Regions from separate parts of the Mus musculus genome. Here region 2 is linked to region 1. The links are chromatin loops, found by intact Hi-C in ENCODE. Cell type or tissue: heart. All regions are shown on one strand. Links, peaks and the distances in the headings refer to the core of each region. The heading gives the core; the rest is flanking DNA.

Region 1 (10,356 bases), core at 1,376-9,375:
CTGAAAAAGACAGAATTAAAATGAGGTTACAAGACAGACAAGGCCACAGACAGGAAGAATACTATCCAAGTCAGGGGCTCTAACTCACCCAACTGCACAGGAACAAGAGACCCCGGTCAGCAGTAGCCACAGCCACCAGTGCACTGAGAAAGGGCTGAACAAAACAGGAGAAAACAGAAGAACAAGGAAGCAGTCACAGGACTCATCCCACAGGTCAGGGCCATGGAGCTTGTCTGAGCAGCTTCTAGTTGGCCAGTCCTACTGGGTACCAGCCACAATATAAAGAACCATACCTCCCCATTTGGGTCTCAGAAGAACTTTCCTTTTTGTCAGGAAAACAAATTTCCTGTGAGTTAAAGTTAAAAAAGGATGTACTTATGAAGCCACGGGCTAAGGGTCAACCTGAAGGATTAAGTAACCAAAAGGCACGCTGTAAGCAACTCCTCAAAGTCACCCAGAGCCAGGTGCAGGTTCCCCTGCACCATCGCCCTGGAGGCTGACATGAGGCATGGCTGCCAGCTAAGGCTCCGCAGTCAGACCCTGACTAAAAAATGAAGGAAACAATCTAGAATCCCTTTTTTCTCCTAACAAGAAGTGTGTCTCTCTTTCCATACCTGTGTGTCTGGGAGTTGAAGAACTTCAGATAGGACAACACAGCCAACAGGTTAAAAAATATCAGTATGGACTCCAACAGCATGAGCCTGGACTGAGTGATCAGGGCGTTCTCTGTCACAGAGACAAACAGTTGTCAGCACTGAGCAGTCCAAGCTGCTGTGAATACAGAACTAGTCCCAGGAGGGGCACACAGCCGTGTCTCCAGAGACTGGACAGAGAGCATCCTCTGCAGATGCCAGTTTCTGTGTATACATAAAACCTTCCACATATCCTCTGCACATTTAAAGGCATTATATATTATCAAAAATCCCTAATACCATGTAAATGGCACATAGTTACTTTATGGTCTTAAGGGAGCAACAACTTATTTTATGCTGCCATGTACGTATGTGTGTGCACCATGTGTGCGGTGCCTGTGGAAGTCAAGAGAGGGCATTGGATTCCCTAGAACTGAAGTTAGTAAGTCATTACTTGGAAGCTAGGAACCAAACTCTACAAGAGCAGTAATTGCTCTTGACCTCTGAGCTACTTCTGCAGTCACATAGAAGAAAATCTTTATGTTGGTGCAGAAGGAAGTTTTGAAAAAAAAAAATTGGGGCCCTATTCTTGCTATGCTGCCCAGGCTGACCGCACACATAAGACTCTTCTGCCTCAGGCGTCCCAGTGCTGGGATTACAGGCCAGCATGAGCCACCATGGGATATTTTTGCTTTTGTGCTGGGGCTGCACCCAGGACCTCGTAAATGCTAGGCAAGTGCCCAATCACTGGGTTACAGCCCCACGCTTGGGGCTGTTTTCTTTAGGTATTAATTTAAAAAAAAACTTACGTGTGTGTATGAATTGTATGAATGTGTATGAAGGCCATGGTGTCTATGTGCCTTCAAGTACTGTCTGGCAACCCCCACCTTTAATTACCACCATGGCCATATTTCCACTTCCAAAAAGTGTCTGACCTTACAGTCCATCAATCCTCCATCAAAGAGCATCCCAGAGTGGGGCGCATCTGGAATCTGGATGAAGCAGATGTATTCACTAGGGCAGCACACACATACTAGGGCAGCACACACACTCTCAACACACACACTAGGGCAGCACACATACTACCACAGGCACTACTCCCAAGTGTCATGTTGAAATGCCCCAAAGTGCTTGGTTTTCTTTTCCTGTTCTCTTCACAGGCAGGTGGGCAGTGACCCAAGGCTTACCAATGAGCATCAGCAGGGCGGCTCCAATGGCAGCACCGTGGGAAAAGTGGAGCTCTAGCACTATCTGGTAGGCCATGGGCACTGACAGGGCCCCGGCAAGCGCTGGCAGCAGGCGTAAGGACCATATAGGCACATTGCTACTGTACTCTGGAAAGGAATCACATAGCAGAGCTGAGAGCTTGCCTACTGACACAGCAGCTCACAGACTGGCAAATGCAATCTTACAAAACTGGGAGGCACATGAGCTACTGAGGGTGTACACTTGGGGTAAAGTCTTTGAAATGAGCTTGGGAATTTGATTGGTGGGTAGTTTTTAAGAGACTGGGTTTCACCACTGGGTATGGTGATGAACACCTTAAATCCTAGCACTTGAGAGGCAGGATGATCATGAGTTCAAGGCCAGCCTGGTCTACATATTGAGTTCCAAGCCAGCCTAGACTATATAGTGAGACCCTGCTTGTCTAGGATGTCAGTCTCCTGAGTTCAGGTGATCCTCCTGCCTCAGCCTCTCTGGGTAGTAAATATCAGCTCTGCAGCCGTGGTGCCAGCTCTCACCGAGCATAGATGTGGTGAGGGAGGGTTCCGAAATTAATGCTGATTTAGCATATGTACCCCAAGGAGCTTCTAAAAACATTATGGCCACAAAGTTTATACATACACAGTGGCTGCCAAATGCCACAGGACACATGTACCAAGAGCCAGGGATGGAATAGTTACAATCACAAAGCACTTAAAACTTTAAGCAGACTTTTCTTTCTTTTTATCTTTTATTTATGTACATGGGTATTTGCATATATGACTGTATATGCCTGGCCACTGTGGCAAACACCCTGGAACTGGAGTTACGGATGGTTGAGCACCATCATGTGGGTGCTGGCAACCAAGTCCTGAACCTCCAGAAGAGCAGCAGTGCTCTTAACTGCTTAGCCATCCCTCCTGCCCCTTTAACCAGATGGTCCCTTGAACATAAATACCCAGCTGTATCCTGGCTCAGCGTAGTAAAAGGTTAAGTGCTGGGTGGGGGATGGGCATCCTGTCTCTATTCTTTCATATGTAGATTCATAAGGAGAGTTAAAATCCTTACCTGCTCCAATTCGGTTCCACAGAAAGTTACCATCGAATCCCCCTAACCAACCTAAAACAAAACATTTGGAACATGGGCCAAACAAGGTGAGAAAACAAATCATGATTTGCGCCCTTGAAAAATTTTATTTGATAAGCTTATATTGCAGGGCCTCCAAGGCCCTGACTGTTTCTCTTACCCACCTCCTAAGGCCAGTAGCATGTGGCCAAATGGTGGCCCACTGTCATCCAGAAAGAAGATGCGCTTCATGTAGAAGGAAATGTACTGCCCATAATATACTTCATCGAAACTATAAACAAACACAAAACCCGCCTTTATATCCAACTAGAAAACTGAACTGTTATTTAAGCTTTTTTTTTTTTTTTAAAAGATTTATTTATTGATTATATGTAAGTACACTGTAGCTGTCTTCAGACACTCCAGAAGAGGGAGTCAGATCTTGTTACGGATGGTTGTGAGCCACCATGTGGTTGCTGGGATTTGAACTCCTGACCTTCGGAAGAGCAGTCGGGTGCTCTTACCCACTGAGCCATCTCACCAGCCCCCTATTTAAGCTTTTAAAAATATTTATTTTTTGTGTATGGGTATTTTCCCTGTATGGCTATGCATCACATGTGTGTAGTGTCCACCGAGGGCAGAAGAGAGGGTCAGGTCCTCTGGGACTAGAGTTGGTGGCAGTTGTGAGACTCAAGTAGATGCTGGGAACTGACCCAGGTCCTTTGTAAGAGCTGCCAGTACTGAGTCTCCAACCCTCGAGAAGTCTTAACTGTAAACACAGACAGGAAAATAAAACCTCGTTTCCAGCTGACTTCAGGTAAGTGAAGCGTGAGGGTCGGATCCTTTGTTCCAACTGTATTCTGTCCCCAAACACAAAGACACACACAGCATCATTTAACCCACAGGAACATGGTGGGAAATTTACCAAGCCCAGTGAGCATGCATGTCTTGTAGAGAGCCTATTTCTTTCTCTAGTCTTTTTCTCCCCTGCATGGATGTGTATGTGATATACAGGCAGTTATGTGTAGGCATGCTCGTGTATGAAAGTGTGTGCACATACGTGCAGGCCCTTGGCCACTCTCCATTTTATCTACCGAGACACTCATCAGTCTGAGGCTTGTCATTTGGCTAGTCTGCCTAGCTAGCTTGCTCCAGAGAGTCCCTGCCTAGCTGGCAGCATGCTGGGATTACAGATGGAACACACTGCCCACATGGCATGTGAGGGAGTCTGAACTCTGGTCCTCACACTTGTATAACAAGTGCTTTACCCAGCTGAGCCACTTCCCCAGCCTCCCCACAGCTTTTGACTTAGGTATGTGTAGGTCAACCTCCTGACCAGGAGCCTTGAGGCTAATCCCATCTCATACTCTCACTGGCCACCAGCACCTTTCTACAGCTGTGGACTGGAGCAGAACTGAAGATCTAATTGAAAGGGAGTCAAATGCGGAAGGAAGAATGACACAGAAGCTTCTTCAGATAATGAAAGACATTAGGTCTTAAGTGTGATAACGCTACCGTGGTTATGTGTTCTTTGTTTTCAAGAATCCTCATCTTGCCAAGCAGTAGTGGCACACGCCTTTAATCCCAGCACTTTGGAGGCAAAGGCAGGCAGATTTCTGAATTTGAGGCCAGCGTGGTCTACAGAGTGAGTTCCAGGACAGCCAGGGCTATGCAGAGAAACCCTGTCTCGAAAAACCAAAAGCCAACCAACCAAACAACCCCCAACCTCCCCCACAAAAAAGAATCCTCATCTTGGAGCTGGAGAGATGGTTAAGGCATGTGCTGATTGTAAACGGAGGACCTGTGTTCAGATCCCAGAACTCAGGCAGATCTCAAAGACCTGGATTTTGAGCTCCAGAGGATCTGTCATCTTCTTCTGAGTCTGAAGGCACATGTGCACATGCACAGATGGACAGACAGACACACGTATACTCTTAAATAATCCTCATCTTTCAGACGTATATAGTGAATTAGTCATACATATGTCTAGAATCTTCTTCAAATTAATCTCTAAGGGGGCTGCTGAGGTCATCAGTCTACCCATGTATATATCTGACCCCTATAACAAAGTAGGAGAGGGCTAGCGAGATGGCTCAGCGGGTAAGAGCATTGTCTGCTCTTCCAAAGGTCCTGAGTTCAAATCCCAGCAACCACATGGTGGCTCACAACCATCTGTAATGAGATCTGATGACCTCTTCTGGTGCATCTGAAGACAGCTACTGTGTACTTATATATAATAATAAATAAATCTAAAAAAAAAAACTTAAAGTATTTAAAAAAAAAACAAAGTAGAAGAGAATGCCTGTATTAGCTAATATACATACCCTCTCAATAACAACAGCATAGTTCCCCTTACGAACAAATTCATCAAACCGACACCTTTCAACTGGCTAAGGAAAAGTGAGGCTGGAAACTGACAGACCAAAACTTTCTTACTATAGTCCTATAAGGTAAGCCCTAAAATGTATGTATTCTAGTGGTTGTTCTGGGGGACAAATGGGCCATACCCACACTGCTTGCGATGACTATTTCTGGTTGTCACCTTGACTACATTTGGAATGATCTACAATCCAGAAGTTAAGTGTACATCTATGAGAGATCTTTTGCTTAAAATGGATGGATCCACTTCTCGTCTGGACCTTTAAGGCAGGAAGGAACACTAGTTTAATCCAGATTTTGAGGTGGGAAGACACACCTTTAATTTGCACCACACCTGCTGAAAATCTATTTAAAGACACAGAAGTAGGAAGTTTTCCTCTGAGCCTGCTTGCCCTCGCCTTGCTAGCAAGACCATTCCTTCCTTGGCACTAGAGCCCACTTCTTTGGGAAGCCAGAGTATACTGAAGACCAGCTGAGACACCCAGCCATGTGGACTGAGCAGAAAACTACTGGAGTCCTGGACTTTTCCATTCACAGTCAGCGATTGTTGGATTAGCTGGACTGCAGCCAGTAAGTCGTCATTCCAATAAATCATATGTATATATGTATACTATATTATATTTATTTACATATACACACATGCAAACATAGTGTTCTTCTTAAGTTGTTACTCTAGAGAACCCTGAGCAATACACTGCTAAAACATCCATCACCAAGAGATCCAAGAAACCCAGAATGTCTCTCTTTTGCACTGTACGGCAAGGTGATTCCTGTCACTAATTACAATGACTCTTGGATCATTGACTCTCCTCCCCGATCTCTACTTACACCACAGCCCGAGGGTAGGAGAGTTGCCATAGTCGGGTAAGTAGTCCCAGGCCAGTCAGAGCTACCAAGTTCAAATTGATGTCAACAGTCACCACTAGAGGCCGTTTCAAAAATCTTAACATTTTGCAGAAAAGCCAGCTCGGGAGGACTCCCTGGAAAAGAGGGAAAGAACTACCATTAAAGTAAACGGACAGCAGCCCGGGAAGGCACAAACGAGGCCACAGGGTCCTAAAGCCGCCTGGCGTCACGATGAATTTACAGCATAGCGGGTTGGGTTAATAGAACCAGAAGGACTCTTCCAGAACATACCTGTTGGAGAATTACAGTTGTGTTCAAGCACAGGGTATACATAAAAACATCTGAGGGGTGAATTCAGGAATCTCAGAACTGGATACTCATTTCTACAAGTCATTCCAAAAACACCTGCTGGGCACTTGCTAGGAACAAGGCTGCTAATGAATGAAGTGGCCTCTCCTGTCCCTTCCCAATGTGGTTGAAAACTAAGACCCTGAGGAGCTCTGGGCACTGTCATAGCCCAGTGACCTGGATGGACTTTTCCCTCTTCTGGAGGCATTCCTCTCCTCCTAGAGTTGCTTGTGCCCCGAGCCCGTTCTTTCTCTACAGTTCTTCCCACTCTGGCTTTTACAAGAGGCCGCCCTGGAAACGACTTGCTCAGCCAGGATCCGAACATCCACCGTCCCTAGCGCGCCGCCCCTAAGCCGGATCCCAGACCCCAGGAGGGCTCTCAAATCTGGCACTCCAAAACCTACGAGCGTTTCTTCGAGTCCCGTAGAGTGGCTCCCCATGTGGAGCCAGGCCTGCGAACCGCCAGGCAGGATCGACCGTTGGGGGCGAGGCCGCTCGATTACTCTGCAGCGGCCACGGATCGACGCTCAACTAGTTGTGTCTACGCGGCCGACAGACTCTGAGACGCGCGTGCGCAGCCGGAGCGCGAGGTAGTGGCGCGCATGCGCGGCGTGCTCACCGGCCATCAAAGTTGGGCATACTGACTGTCCTATCCTTAGGGCTCCCTTTCCCCTTTTTAATAAAGCACAGTGTGTTTCCACAAGCTGTTCACGTGCTCGGAGCTCTCCGTTTCGGGCCTCGCGTCTACTTTAGCGGTTTCGTTAAGCAGCGCGTTAGCTTACGGGCAGGAGTAAGAGCTTTGAAGCCTCGGGTGCGTTGTACCTCCTGGAGCTGTGTGAGTGGTGGATCGCTTTTTCTCAACTCTTCCCACACTGGAATGCCTACAAGCTGTCTGTCCCTCCTCCTCCCCAAGGTCTCAGGCTCGCTATGTAGAGGATGATGGCTTTGAACTACTGCCTTTGCTTCCCCAGCGCAGGTATTACAATCATGCCTTTTTAGGTGGGTGGGTATTACAATCACGCTCAGATGGCAAGCCAAGCCCGAACCGACTCCAGATGTTTTGCCAAAATTCAGTTTTTACAAGTTAGCTTAGCATTGGGTGACATCCGGTTTAAGATTGTAGCAATGGGGCTGGGCGATCGCTCAGTGGTTAGGAGCACTGGATGCTCTTAAAGAGGTCCTTAGGGATTTTCTTCTTCTTCTTCTTCTTTTTTTTTTTCGAGACAGGGTTTCTCTGTATAGCCCTGGCTGTCCTGGAACTCACGCTGTAGAGCAGGCGGATTTCTGAGTTCGAGGCCAGCCTGGTCTACAGATATACAGAGAAACCCTGTCTCGAAAACAAAACAAACAAAAACAAAAAAAGAGGTCCTTGATTCCATTTCCAGCATCCACATGACAGCTCAGAATCATCTGGAACCGCAATTCCAGAGAATCTGGCACCAGGCAGTCAAGTTACCACAGATACATATAAAATACATTAGTCAAGAGTGCACGGAATTGTTTGTTCATCGTTTAAGCATAGTCTACCCAAGTTCCTGCAAAGAAAGGGCGCCAGAAGATTGGAGAGCGAGCTCTTTGGGTTCCAAGTTTAGTCTGATCATGTAAGTCATGCTGGTGCTTCAGGACAGCTCGTGGGCACTCAGCTTCAGGAGGAAATTGTGTTGCTTGCTGGAAACCTGAGGTATGTATGTGGCTTTAAAAGCTAGTGGATGCTACTACCCAGACCCTTGCCTGTTCTGTAGCAAGAGGCTTATGCCTGGGGGACTGGGATTTCTCATGCACTGCCTTTGGCACTTTGTTTTTTTTTTTGTAATGCTGGCTGGCCTACAACTGTATGCTCACCAGTGACTTCTGAATCCACACCACCCTTCACTAGTGTTAACAAATGACATTTGATAAATAAAATGTCCCGACAGCCCTGTACCTAGGTTCCAGGCCTCAGTGATGACTGAGCCTGAACCTATCTATATGAATCCCCCTGACCTTTCCTGCCCCAGATCTAATTTTTTCTTCCACAGAAGTACAGTGCAGTCCTCCACTTGTTCCTATAGAAACCCAGATAGCAATCAGGCAGGAAGTACAGGATAGGATGGTCATGGGTTGGCCCACAGAGAGGACAAGGCTTCTTGGTGCTGCCCATTTTCGAGATGTGCCTTAACCACAGGCTGCCTGTTGTGGTAGGGGGTTCCTGAGGCCCAGTGTAAAGAAAAAAATGTCCATGTAGACCAACTAATGTCTTTGAATATATATTAATTTGTATGATCTGCAACCCCTTCCGTGCTTAGCCTTCTCAGAGACCCTGAAGGAAAGACATGTGTCCTAGTCCCTGCTAAATTGCTTGAGACCTTGCTCCGTTTACCCAAGTCGCCTTCCCTCCACACCGAGGACATCTTTCGAATCCTGTCTTAAGGTTTTAAAATAACCAATTAATGGAAGACAAAGGCAAAAGTCATAGAAAAAGCTGTTCTTGGGATGGCTGCCTAGGTGAGCCTTGGGAACACCACCACAGCACAGTGCTGCGCTCCCTAAGGTATTCTGGCCACTCCCAGTCTCCCGGGAAGCAGTGCGCCAGCCGTACTCTTCCAGATGATAGAAAACCGACACAGCCTGAGAAAGCATGTTTGGCTTTATTTTTTTATACTTTTTTTTTATTTAAATAAGGAGAGTTCTTTCGTATGGAAAGACCTAGTACAATCACATATTTGAAAGGAGAAACAACAGGGACTGACCCGGAGGGAAGGGAGGGTGAATTCACGATTCCATTTCCCATCCGAAGAAGTTCCCCATATCACGTCTAAACAAGCTGCACAGTACACCTTTAGCATCGTCTGCCCTTTCAAATAGCTGGTCTAAGTGAAAGACAGAGGGAAGGCCAAAAGAAAAGCAAAGGAAAACAAAAGGACCCTCAAAAAGAACAATCCCCCAAGTCCTTTTCTATAAAAGGTTTGAGGTGGAAAGCCTAGAGCACAGGACCCTTCAGCTAAGGAGCCTTCACAGGAACTGCTGCTCCAGGATTGTGACATGCCAAAGATGGGGCCTGGGGAGGTTGCAGGTCTGAAGCAAGCAGCTGGGGGCTGCAGGTGTCATGCACCTGGAAGATCACTAGTCAGAGCTGGTAGACAGTGGAGAGCACAGCTGGGTGACTGTGCTCATCCCCAACGCTGACCACTCTGTTCCACATGACCTAACTTGTCTTAGAGCCATCTCACAAAGAGCTGGCTTTTCCACTCATCAAAGAATACAGAAGCCAGACTTCTGTGCCCTTGCCTGTGAAAGATTCCCAACATACCCTCTAACCCAGACTTGCTGGAAATGAGGGCAAGGCGAACATGAAAGTTAACATGCAGGTACCTGGCAGAGTGGGGACCCCAGTGGATGTTGGGGGGCGGACTTAGCCAGAGTTGCCTCATGGCCTCAGCGGGTACACTCTTGTGCCCTGGGCCCTGAGTGTCAAATCATTCACGACTTCATCACTGACCATCTGGAAGGTGGCTCCAGAGGACAGGACAGCAAGGTGGACAGTGTTATCCAAGTATCTCTAGAAGTGGCAGAGCAAGCGTGGCTTTGGATGTGAACCAGCATTTCTAAATGTGTACTGCAATCATCCTTTGTTTATCCCCCTTAAGGAAGCTTAGACCCAGAAGTGTTCTGTGAACTCTGAATTTGAAAATGCTAAACTTGGGAATCAGACAAGGAAAGCAACTGTTAAGAGACCAGACTAAATGCAGTCGGCAGAAGTCTTCACCGACAGATGCTACACGCCGCATCAGGACCAACAGACTGAAGAGTCCTGGTTGCCAAACCATGGATTTCACCATCAGTGGCACCAACAAAGCCACCAGCAGTAGGAGGTGACTTCAGCAGGCAGGAGTAAAAGATTCTG
Region 2 (10,356 bases), core at 1,243-9,242, 87 kb after region 1:
CTCAGGCCATCCGGCTGGCACGGTCACAAGGCTTGCACCTTTACCTGCCGAGCCAGCTGCTCACCCTGTTTGTTTTTAAGATAAGGTCTGGCTCTGCAGCCCAGACTATCCTCAAATTCCTGCCTCAGCCTCAGGAAGTTCTGGAGCCTACCACAACATGCAATGAGCATGCTAAATAAAGTATGCTAGTAGCAACATGATGAACGTCGGGTGATCCTGCTTATACAGGGGACCCAGAACAGTCAAACTCACATGGAGCCAACAGCGATGGGTGGCTGCATGAGGCTGGGAGAAGACTCAATCTCTAACGGATGGATGCAGTTCGGGAGGAATGTGGCTGGTAATGAGTGTGTGCCCGTGACTAGACCCCATGCCACTGAACTGGACACTTACAAAGGACACATTCTAGCACAATAAAAATTGTTTTGGGGGTCAGGGAGATGGTTCTGTGTATAAAGTACCTGCTGCACAAACCTGAGACCCAGAGTTCAAACGCCCAGCACCTCACAAATGTCAGGTGGGCCTTCTGCAATCCAGTGCACACAGAGGGGCCAGAGCAGTGAGTTCTGAGTTCAAGGGAGACCAGGCCTCATTTGAGGGGGAAGAGTGATCCGGAAGATATGAAATTTAACCTCAAGCCTCCACAAGCACGCGGGTGCACATGCATATGTGCAGGTACACTGTGCACATACACACAAACATTAAAGTAAAAATTATTTTTAAAACTTTATTAACAAATTGTAAGTAAGTAATGAAGAAAAGCAGAACCAAATGTCAGCACACACTGCGATCCTGGTCCGTGGGAAGCGGAGGCAGGATTGCCACGGAAAGGCCAGCCTGCGTTATACAGCCAAATCCATAGCCCACTTTAATCACCAGCACGCAAGAGGCAGAAACGGGCAGATCTCTGTGAGCTTGAGGCCAGCCTGGCCTACAAAGTGTATAGCAGGCCCCATGGAAGGTTACAAAGAGAGATTCTGTCTCAAAATGAAACCCCTATCCACCCTCTGGCCGGGGCGGTGGCTCACACCTTTGATCTGCACACATCAAAAAAAGAAGTGATGACAGGTTGGGACATTCCCCACAAAGCCTCTCTTGGGAGGGGCTTCCTGCCGGGTTCACATACCCCCCTACTTCCAGAAGGATTGAGACAAACGCCTTGTCTACACTCAATCTAGCATGTGGAGAAGACCTTGAGCCAGGGGCTGGAGAGATGGAAAAGCTTAAAACCAGTTATTTTCTTCCATCCTAGCAGGCACATCAGGCTAACTCCAGCTCCCATGCATTCAACACCCTTCTGGCACTGCAGCCCCGTGCCCACACATGCACACAGATAAACATTAAAATAATAAATATAAACTTATAAAAAATAAAAACACCCTGACCGAGACAGAACCACCCAGAACCTGGTGGCTCATGACAGAAGCCATTTCATGCTCATCATGATGAAAGAGGAACGGGATTGAAAATTTCAGAAGAGCTCCATGTGGTGGCGAGCTGCTTTAATGCCAGCCCTCGGGAGGCAGAGGCAGATGGATCTCTGTTCGAGGCCAGAGCTGGTCTACAGAGTTCCAGGACAGCCAGGACTGCCCAGAAAAACCCTGTCTCAAAAGAGAAAACTTCAAAAGAAAACCAGAATAGATCTCACAGCCTTCAACCTTAGGAAAGCCACTGCAGGAAGGAAGAGAGCCAGAGATAAACCCCAAGACAGAAATGTCTCAGGAGGGGAAAGACGGGTAACAACAACTGAACTGCCTAGCAAACTGCAAGATTAAATAAATCAGCAGGTACACAAAACACAACATTCACAGGAAAAACCAAGTTGTCAGCTGTGCACAGTGCACGTATGTAGAGTGTTCCAGTTGCGAAGACGCCAGGACACTCACAGCAGTTCTCTCCAGTTAGCGGGTGGGGTAGGTGAATTGTATCTGTATTTTCTTAAATCCTTGTCAATGTTTTCTAATGTTTTTTTCTTCAGGAATCACGTTTACTAGGGGCTGGGAAACGTTATTTTAAAGGCCCTTGCATAATGGCAGGGAAATCCCTGAGCACCCGAGGATTGGCTTCTCCCAGAGCCAAAGAGGAAGAAGCCAATAGTCAGAGAGGAGGGAGAAAGGGGGGGGGGGGGCACAAAGGCAAACATGCCAGACAATAGCCCCTGGAGGTGGACTTCACCCTGCACAGCCACCTCCTACCGCCATGAGAAGCCCCACACACCAGCATCTCTACAGAATCCATGAAGTTCTGGAAAGATTATAACAGATGGGGGAAAAGTACAATGGAAAACAAAGCAAAGCAAGCAAGCCACCAAGGCAAACACCCCCCTGGAGCACAGATTTCCCACAGGCCCGCCTATGTAAACAGCAGTGTCACCTGTGGTGAGGCCCAGGCCTGCCAGCTCCCAAGTGAGGATGCCAAAGGGCCCCTGTGAAACCTAAAGGCTCATGGTAAACAATGTCCCCGCTCCAGGAGGCTAACCACCTATCTCTCCCCACGGCTTCCAGCACCACTAGCCCTGTGAGGCCCCATCCCAACGTTCCCAAGTCTACCCAAACCCAAGTAGTAGTAATAATAATAATGACTGAAGGCTGAGGGTTGGCTTAGTAGTAAGGGTGACTGTGGCCAAACCTGACAACCTGAGTTTGATCCTGAGGAACCGCGGGATAGAAAGCTAGCGCCAACTCCCACAGGTTGCCCTGGGACCACCACTGGAGGACCATGGTACACAAGCAGAGACACACTCAATAAATATAATCGACTATAATTCAAAAGAAGTCTTAAACTTACTTAGCCCTGCCTTTGTATACAATACTCAAAAGCAAACAAAACAAGGCTCGCAGCACAGAGTCCAACGGGTGTCTGCTGGAAATATTCTTTCTTTTCTTCTTTCTTTTTTAAGAGGAAAAAAAAAACTGTACTGTTTTAAGACCTGTTCCGGCCAGGCCCTATTAATACCTGCTGGCCTGTAACTTGATCTGAACATTTGACAGCAGAGGAGCCTCATTATGGAAGTTAGAAATGCATGCACTGGACCTCCCAGCCTTTTCTGGTTTGAAATAGAAACTAACCCTGAAATGATCAATCTTAAACGCTGGAACAAAGGGAGATGGAACCAACCCACAGCCATTAGCTGGGAGCTGGTACTCTGTGTGAGGCAAAGGGGGGGGGGGGCTTTAAAAGACAATAAAATGATCTTTCTGAGAAAAAGAAACCGGGCGGGTGGGTGGGAGAGAGTCGAAATTCAAACAGGATGGAGGGTAGCGGAGTAAAGCCAAGGCTCAGGAACCAGTTCCGACCGGCCATTCCAGAAACTCCACTCTCCTAAGGCTTTTGACTCTCAAGTGCCCAGGGATTTCCCCTCCCTCACCCTCTCCTTCCCACGGAAGAGTGGGGAGGACCAGAGCAGGCCCCACATGAGCAGCGAGCTCCGCCAGGAATTACAATCCTGGGGGCAGGGACAGTAGACTTCAACCTTCCCTAATCCACCAGCCACAGGCAGACCAGGACCAGACTGGCAAGGGAGGTCAGACAGCAAGGATGAGCCAAATGGCAAGTGTAGAAAAGGCCCTGGAGGGGACATGGAAGCGCCTTAAACTCAGCAAATGATTAAGGCAAATGAAGCAACACCACACACACACACACACACACACACACCTCTCCCTCCCAGACTGCAAGTCACTGTCTATCCAACTGGAAACCAGCAAGTTAACCAGGGCTCTCCAAGAGCCAAGGCCTACGTCACCACACAGAGTGAGACCAATATCTGTCTCCCCATTCATTATCTGAAACCCTTCCATGGTCTCCCACTAGCAGCGGAATCTAGCTGAGCTCCCCTGGACCTTTAAGCCAGCCCTGAAACAATTTGCTGGTCACAGCATTTGCAGGGGGTCCCCAATTCCACAAGCCACAACACGAGGAAAAGTCAGGATTTAAAAGGAACTAACAAAACCAAGGAACCTGCGAGAATGTCCATGTCTACCACCTTCCCAGGACAGAAACGCTCTGCTGTGAACCTTACCGGAGGCTCCCACGAGATACAGCAGGAGTCTTATTATTCCCATTTTATAGATGCAAGAGCTGGGGCTCAGAGACTTGGGTAAAGTCACTCAAGAGGACCTGAACATGGCTCCAAGAGGGACACTTGCCTGAACAAGCTGAAGGCTCCCCGAACAATTATTTGCCCATCCCCAAGGAGGGCAGTTCTCTTCCAAAGTCAAGACTCCCGAGTTCCTGTCTCTTCTCCTATCCATCCTATACAATTCCAGCCCACTGAAAGCCAGACAACCCCCTGCTCTGACGGGGGCTACTAACGCAGTCCGTGCCTCCTCCCCACTGAGGCCCAGCACTAACCAAAGTACCTACGGATGTGGGTATTTTGTTGGGTTTTCACCATGTAGCCCAGGCTGACCTGGAACTTCCAGCAGTCCTACATCACCCAATGTTTTGAATCCCTTCTCCAACGCTGCCACTTCAAACCAGCACCTGTGGCATGCCCCAGCATGGATGACACCACAAGTGGCCAGCCTTCTGTCCTAGGTTGACAGCACAGAGTAACTACAGAGCACCGACGGCTTGCCAAGTCATGCCTCTCTGCCTGTGAAGGCTGAGTAGTCCCTCGGTGGCAGCAAGCATCCCACTCCACAGCCTGTACCCCTCAGGTCCCAGCTTGCACCACGACGGTGCAGACATTACGATACAAAGCAAGCCCCTGCGGTTGTACTGCTGAGAAAGGGCGCTGAGGCTTCAGACAGACGGACAGAAAACCCAAGTGAGATATACAACGCAAACAGACAACACACCGAAATACACGCTAACCTTTCCAGGAAAGAAAAAACGTAGGTGAAATTTAACTACCCTGCAAAAGACAGCTTTATAAAGGTTTCTCCCAGGCAGCCATTTAGCAAATGACACACTCCGGAGAGCATCGGCGCCCCCCTTCTCCCACTTCCTTCAAGCTCACCATTGCCTGGGGAAGGGGGGCGACACCTATTCTTGCCTAACAGTGGGCTTCATCCCCCCACGATATTTACAAAGAAGAAAGGAAAGCAGCAGCGTCCACTTTTATGCAGGCAGATCCTCTCCAGAGAGGCCCACCATCTATCTCAATAGGTCTGCATTTCTCTCTTAAAAGGTAGACGAAGAAAAAGAAACAAACAAAAAAATCAATCTGGCAGGCCCCGAGCAGCGACATCCTGTTTATCATTAAACATTTTTAGCAGCGGCTCCGGGTGCCGTGAAAACACCACCCCGCTTCCCTCAGCCGAACCCACCCGAGCCGGGGCGGCGCTCGGCCTGCGGTTCCGGGCGGCCTCGGGGTCCCGCGTCCCCCACCCCGGCCGACAAGGCCGCCGTCCCCGGGCGCAGGAGAGCCCTCGGGCTCGATCCCGACCCCGAGCCTTGCCCAGCCCCGCTCGGCCCGCCGTCCTCCCGCCCTGGCCGCGAAGACACAACAATGGCGAGCTGGGGAGCGCCGAGCAGGCCGCCCAGGCCGCAGCCCCGCGCCCGCCGCAGCGCACCGCCGCGGAGACAAAGCGCAACCCCGGCCTCTGCCCTGGCCCCGGCCCCGGCCCACCTGGTCTGCGTCCGCGCGCGACGGGCCCGGGCGATGGCGGTCGGGCGGCGGCCGGGCGCGGGGGCGGCGGATGGCGGCGGATTGCGCGGCGGCGGCGCGGGGCTCGGCGCTCTGCGCTCCTGCCTCTGCCTCCTCCTCCTCCTCCCGCTCCTCGGCGCTCGCTGGAGCCTCGGCGCTGTGGCTCGCCGCCGCCTCCCGCCCGCGCTCGGCTCCCCGCCCCCCGCCGCCGCCGCCTCCGCCTCCGCGCCGCCCCCGCCCGCCGCCCGCACGGTGGCCCGCGCAGCGCCCCCTGCTGCGTCGCCCCTGTCCCGGGAGGGAGGGCGGGGGAGAGGAGGAGGGAGAGCGCGGGGAGCGAGCTGGGCCGCGGTGCAGAGGGGCTGCGGAAGAGAGGGACCTAGATGGAGAGGAGGCTCGGCTGGAGAGGGGACGCGGTGGAGAGGGACCTTGATGGACAAGGGGCTTACGTGGAGAGGAGGCCGAGGTGGAGAAGGGGCCCAAATGGAAAGACCTTGATGAAGAAGGGGCCTAGGTGGAGAGGGACCTTGATGGAGAAGGGGCCTAGGTGGAGAGAGACCTTGATGGAGAAGAGGCCTTGGTGGAGAGGGACCTTGATGGAGAAGAGGCCTTGGTGGAGAGGGACTTTGATGGAGAAGGGGCCTAGGTGGAAAGGAACCAGGAGAAGGAGGAAGCCCTGGTGCAAAGAGGCTGCAATGGAGAGGACGGCTCAAATGGAGAAAAAGTAAAGGAACTGGGGGGAGAGGGGGATCCCAGTAGCAAGATACATGGATGGAGATGGGGTCCCAAATCAGAGGGGTCTTCATGGAGAGAGGCTCCTGGTGAAGAGGAATCTCAACGGAGAGTGGATCTGGTTGAAGACCACCCCCACCCATGGAGAAGGCCTCCTCCATGGGTGGGGGAGGGGCTCTTGAAAGAAGCAGACATAGACTGGGAGGGGACCCCAGGGAGAGCTCTGGGGTGAGAATGCAAAAGGGTGGGGAGAATGGGGAGGACTCAGCACCCTAAAAGGCAGGGGATGCAGACCTGAGAGGGAGGGGGGCTCAGAAGAGGGACTGAACTTGGATCCTGCTCCCACCACCCCCAGAGCTCTAGAGCCTCTTGACAGACAAACCTGACAGCCTGACAGTCCTGACCTGTTAGAATGTGTGGAGGGAGAGGGGGATCCCAGTGGCAAGATACATGCAGGAAACACGCAGAAGTGGTACGGCAGAAGTGGTACGGCAGAAGTGGTACGGCAGAAGTGGTTCGTTGCACCATTCCACAGCAAGGTCTCCCTTCCATAACAAGTGCACCGTATAGACACTTCACCTTTTTTTGTTGTTGTTTTATTTTGTTTTGTTTTTCAAGACAGGGTTTCTCTGTGTATCCCTGGCTGTCCTGGAACTCACTCTGTAGACCAGGCTGCCCTCAAACTCAGAAATCTGCCTGCCTCTGTCTCCCAAGTGCTGGAATTAAAGGCTTGCACCACCACTGCCCGGCCACTTCACCCTTTTTAAAACATGACATAAACCACCCCACTTGGGTGTGTATTCGTGTGAATGCAGAACAAAAGGCCTGGGAGAGAGACTGGCTCCCTTCGAGGTTACTGTGCAGTGCTAGGTTCTCCTTATCTATTCCAGATATCCTAGCAATTAAAAATAACATTCAAGAAACAAGAACATATATATGGCTGGAGAGATGGCTCCTCAGTGGTTAAGAGCACTGACTGCTCTCCCAGAGGTCCTGAGTTCAAATCCCAGCAACCACATGGTGGCTCACAACCAGCTGTAATGGGGTCTGCCCTGTTCTGGTGTAAAATAAATAAATCAATCAATCAATCAATCAATCTTAATTAAAAAGAAATAGTTGGTGATGTAACTCAGTTGTAGACTTTGTCGCTTCAATGCAGGAGGCCCTGGGTTCAGCTACTCAGAAGAAAAGTGTGGGACCATCTTAGGCACTCTCCTGAAGAGACTAAATCCCAGCTGCTATGGTGTCCTCTGTTAGTGGGCTGGGCTTGTCTGGTTTAATGCCAACTCTGAAGCACTTATTATTGTAAGAAAAAAGAGGGACTGAGAGGATATACAGCTTTTCCAAGGCCGCTCAACTAGGTCCTGGAAAAAAACAAAAACCATTTCAATGGAATGCCAAGCCCAGTGTCTGGGGCATGTTCTTTTGGGTAGTTTTATAATTTTCTTTTTTTTTTCTTTTTTCTTTTTTCTTTTTTTTGGTTTTTCGAGACAGGGTTTCTCTGTGCAGTCCTGAACACTCTGTAGACCAGGCTGGCCTCGAACTCAGAAATCCACCTGCCTCTGCCTCCCGAGTGCTGGGATCAAAGGCGTGTGCCACCACGTCTGGCACTATAATTTTCTTATGCTTTCCCAACATTACTGCTTTCTATCCATGACAACTTCTATGTATCTCCTCTCTAGGATAAACCTGCTAGCCAGACAGTGGTGGCACATGCCTGTAATCCCAATCTTGGAGAAGCTGAAGCAAGAGGATTGCTGCTAATTTGAGACCAGACTCAGCTACATAGTGAGCCTTAGAACAGCTAGAGCTATGTAGCGAGACCCTATTTCAAATATAAATCAGTACATCAGGATGCAGCAGTGTAGACAGGTATGGAATCCCAGCACCTAGGAGAAAGAGGCAAGAGTCAGAAGTTCAAAGCCATCCTGAGCTACATAGGAAGCTAGAGGCCAGTCTGGGTTACAGCATAACATGGAACTTGTGATCCTCCTGCCTCCACCTCCCCAAGTGCAGGATTACACGTGTGTTGCCCACTCAGTGCTGAGGATCAAACCTAGGGCTTTGTATGTGCTAGGTCAACTGAGCTACAGGCCCCTTCCCCCAGCCCTGGATTCTCACTTCACCCTCACCAAGCACAAAAGATAGACACCAATGCTCTTCCCATCGGGCAGGGAAGAAAGGCAGACTTGTAGCAAGTACAATAAACCCATCCCCACCATCAGTGACACCCAGTTCCAACCTGAGTATGTAAGCTGATATGGCCAGAGGGGTTTCTGGGAATTTGTGGTGTTTTGAATTCTGGGTACTTTTAAGAGGGTATATAAATGCTAGGGCCTCTATAGGTGGGGTGAGTGGTTGTGGGTCATTAAGGGAAGGTGTTGGCTGTGATTTGTTAATAGTCCTGCACAAAGAAGAAACAAAAGGAAAGACATTAGATTCAGGGATTCAGAGAGAAAGATCTCTCTCTCTCTCTCTCTTCCCTTTATCCTTCACTCCTATCTAGTGATAGGGGGTGAACTGCGGTGGGGGAATAAAGAGTGGAAAAAAGAAGAACCCAGTGGCAAAGACTAGCTACATTGGGCCATTCAGAAAAATGTGTATGGGCCGGGGAGTGGTCAGAGGTGGAGCACATACATGCTTAGCATGGAGGAGCTTGGTTTCCTGCTAGCAACCAGAAAAATAAAGACTGAAAATACATATGTTAACTAAGGTTGGCAGTAACAGACCTGTAACCACAGCACACGTGCGCGAGCACACACATACATACATGCACCCATGAGCACACATGCACAGGCAGGAGCACACACATGCACAGTCACGTTTAAAATGGTCTAGTGAGCAAGGCCTCTGAGCTATCACATGTCTTCAATCCAGAAGCTGGTGGGTTAATGAAAGTTCAAAGTTCACCTAATCTACATAGCGAGTTCCAAGACCACCCCACCAAAAGAAAAAGAAAAAGAGAATGCTAGTGGAGATGTTTAAAAAATAAAAGAAAGATATGTGTGGTTGTGCTTCATGCTGTGGTCTCAGCACTCGGGATATAGAGGCATGATTACCACAATTTAAAAGCCACCCTCATTTACATAGAGGATTTTAGGCCAGGGTTACACATAGCAAGACTTTAGCCTCTACCCAAAAAAAAAAAAAAAAAAAAAAAAGAAACTAAATTTTCACTTTCGGGGAGGCGGGCAGAGGTTGCCATAGAACCCCCTTTCCAGGCTGAGCTACATTGCCTGTCTGTGAGATAAAGTGAATTTTAGCTATATAGCTGGCTGTATTTAGCCACAGGTCCCACATTCTCAGATTCAACCTGATGTGGATCAACAATCTTTGTTGTTGTTGTTGTTTTGTTTTTTCGAGACTGGGTTTCTCTCTATAGCCCTGGCTGTCCTGGAACTCACTTTGTAGACCAAGCTGGCCTCGAACTCAGAAATCCACCTGCCTCTGCCTCCTGAGTGCTGGGATTAAAGGCATGTGCCACCACGCCCTGCGCAGATCAACAATCTTTAGAGAAGTCAGGCTTAGTGGCTGACTCACATCTGTAATCCCAACAGTGGGGGGACTGAGGCAGGAGAATTGCTGTGTTCAAGGTCAGCCTGGACTGTAGGAATTTCCAGGCCAGCTCAGACTATGGAGTGAGACCTTATCTCAAATTTAAAAAAGAGAAGAGAGAGAAGAGCAACCCTGCACCAATGCTGGACATGAACAGGCTTTCACTCTCCTCGTTCCCCAGGCAACGGGGCAGAGCAGCTATCACATGGCTCTTGCAGTGTGGTGGGGAGCATGAGTAATCAGAAGATGATTAAAGGATACAGGAGGCTGTGCATAGGTCAGAGGTCAATGGCTTGACATTTTATAGATGAGACTGGAGTGTACTTGGGTTTGGGAATTCTCCTTTTTATTTTATTTATTTATTATTTGTTTATTTATCATTTATTTATTTATTTATTTATTTATTTATTCTGATTTTTTTTTTTTAAGACAAGGTTTATCTGTGTAGCCCTGGCTGTGATCTAGAGACCAGGCTGGCCTCA

The links. A loop is a pair of places that touch in the nucleus more often than their neighbours do. Peaks named below come from ENCODE experiments on the same cell type or tissue, not always from the same donor. Only the 100,000 strongest peaks of a DNase experiment are listed, where the experiment ranks them.
Region 2: it touches region 1 in a loop (2.1-fold over the local background); 6 of 42 quality-filtered maps call a loop at or near these places.

The regions. Positions count from the first base shown.
Region 1 is chr2:32,233,263-32,243,618 of GRCm38, reverse strand. Prrc2b (proline-rich coiled-coil 2B) reads right to left here. Exons shown (of 32, transcript NM_001159634.1): 32 at 9,082-10,356. It overlaps Pomt1 (protein-O-mannosyltransferase 1), which reads right to left and starts at 6,979. Exons shown (of 20, transcript NM_145145.2): 1 at 6,878-6,979; 2 at 6,108-6,259; 3 at 3,086-3,192; 4 at 2,904-2,954; 5 at 1,820-1,966; 6 at 615-726; 7 at 89-154. The coding sequence starts at 6,913. In heart, for the core only: CTCF peaks have their summits at 6,206 and 6,951; DNase peaks (open chromatin) are centred at 6,258 and 7,038; H3K4me3 peaks cover 3,026 bases; H3K27ac peaks cover 2,244 bases.
Region 2 is chr2:32,146,508-32,156,863 of GRCm38, reverse strand. Prrc2b (proline-rich coiled-coil 2B) reads right to left here and starts at 5,716. Exons shown (of 32, transcript NM_001159634.1): 1 at 5,573-5,716. In heart, for the core only: a CTCF peak has its summit at 5,910 (motif pointing left); DNase peaks (open chromatin) are centred at 2,373, 3,453, 4,503, 5,783 and 4 weaker places; H3K4me3 peaks cover 5,218 bases; H3K27ac peaks cover 5,139 bases.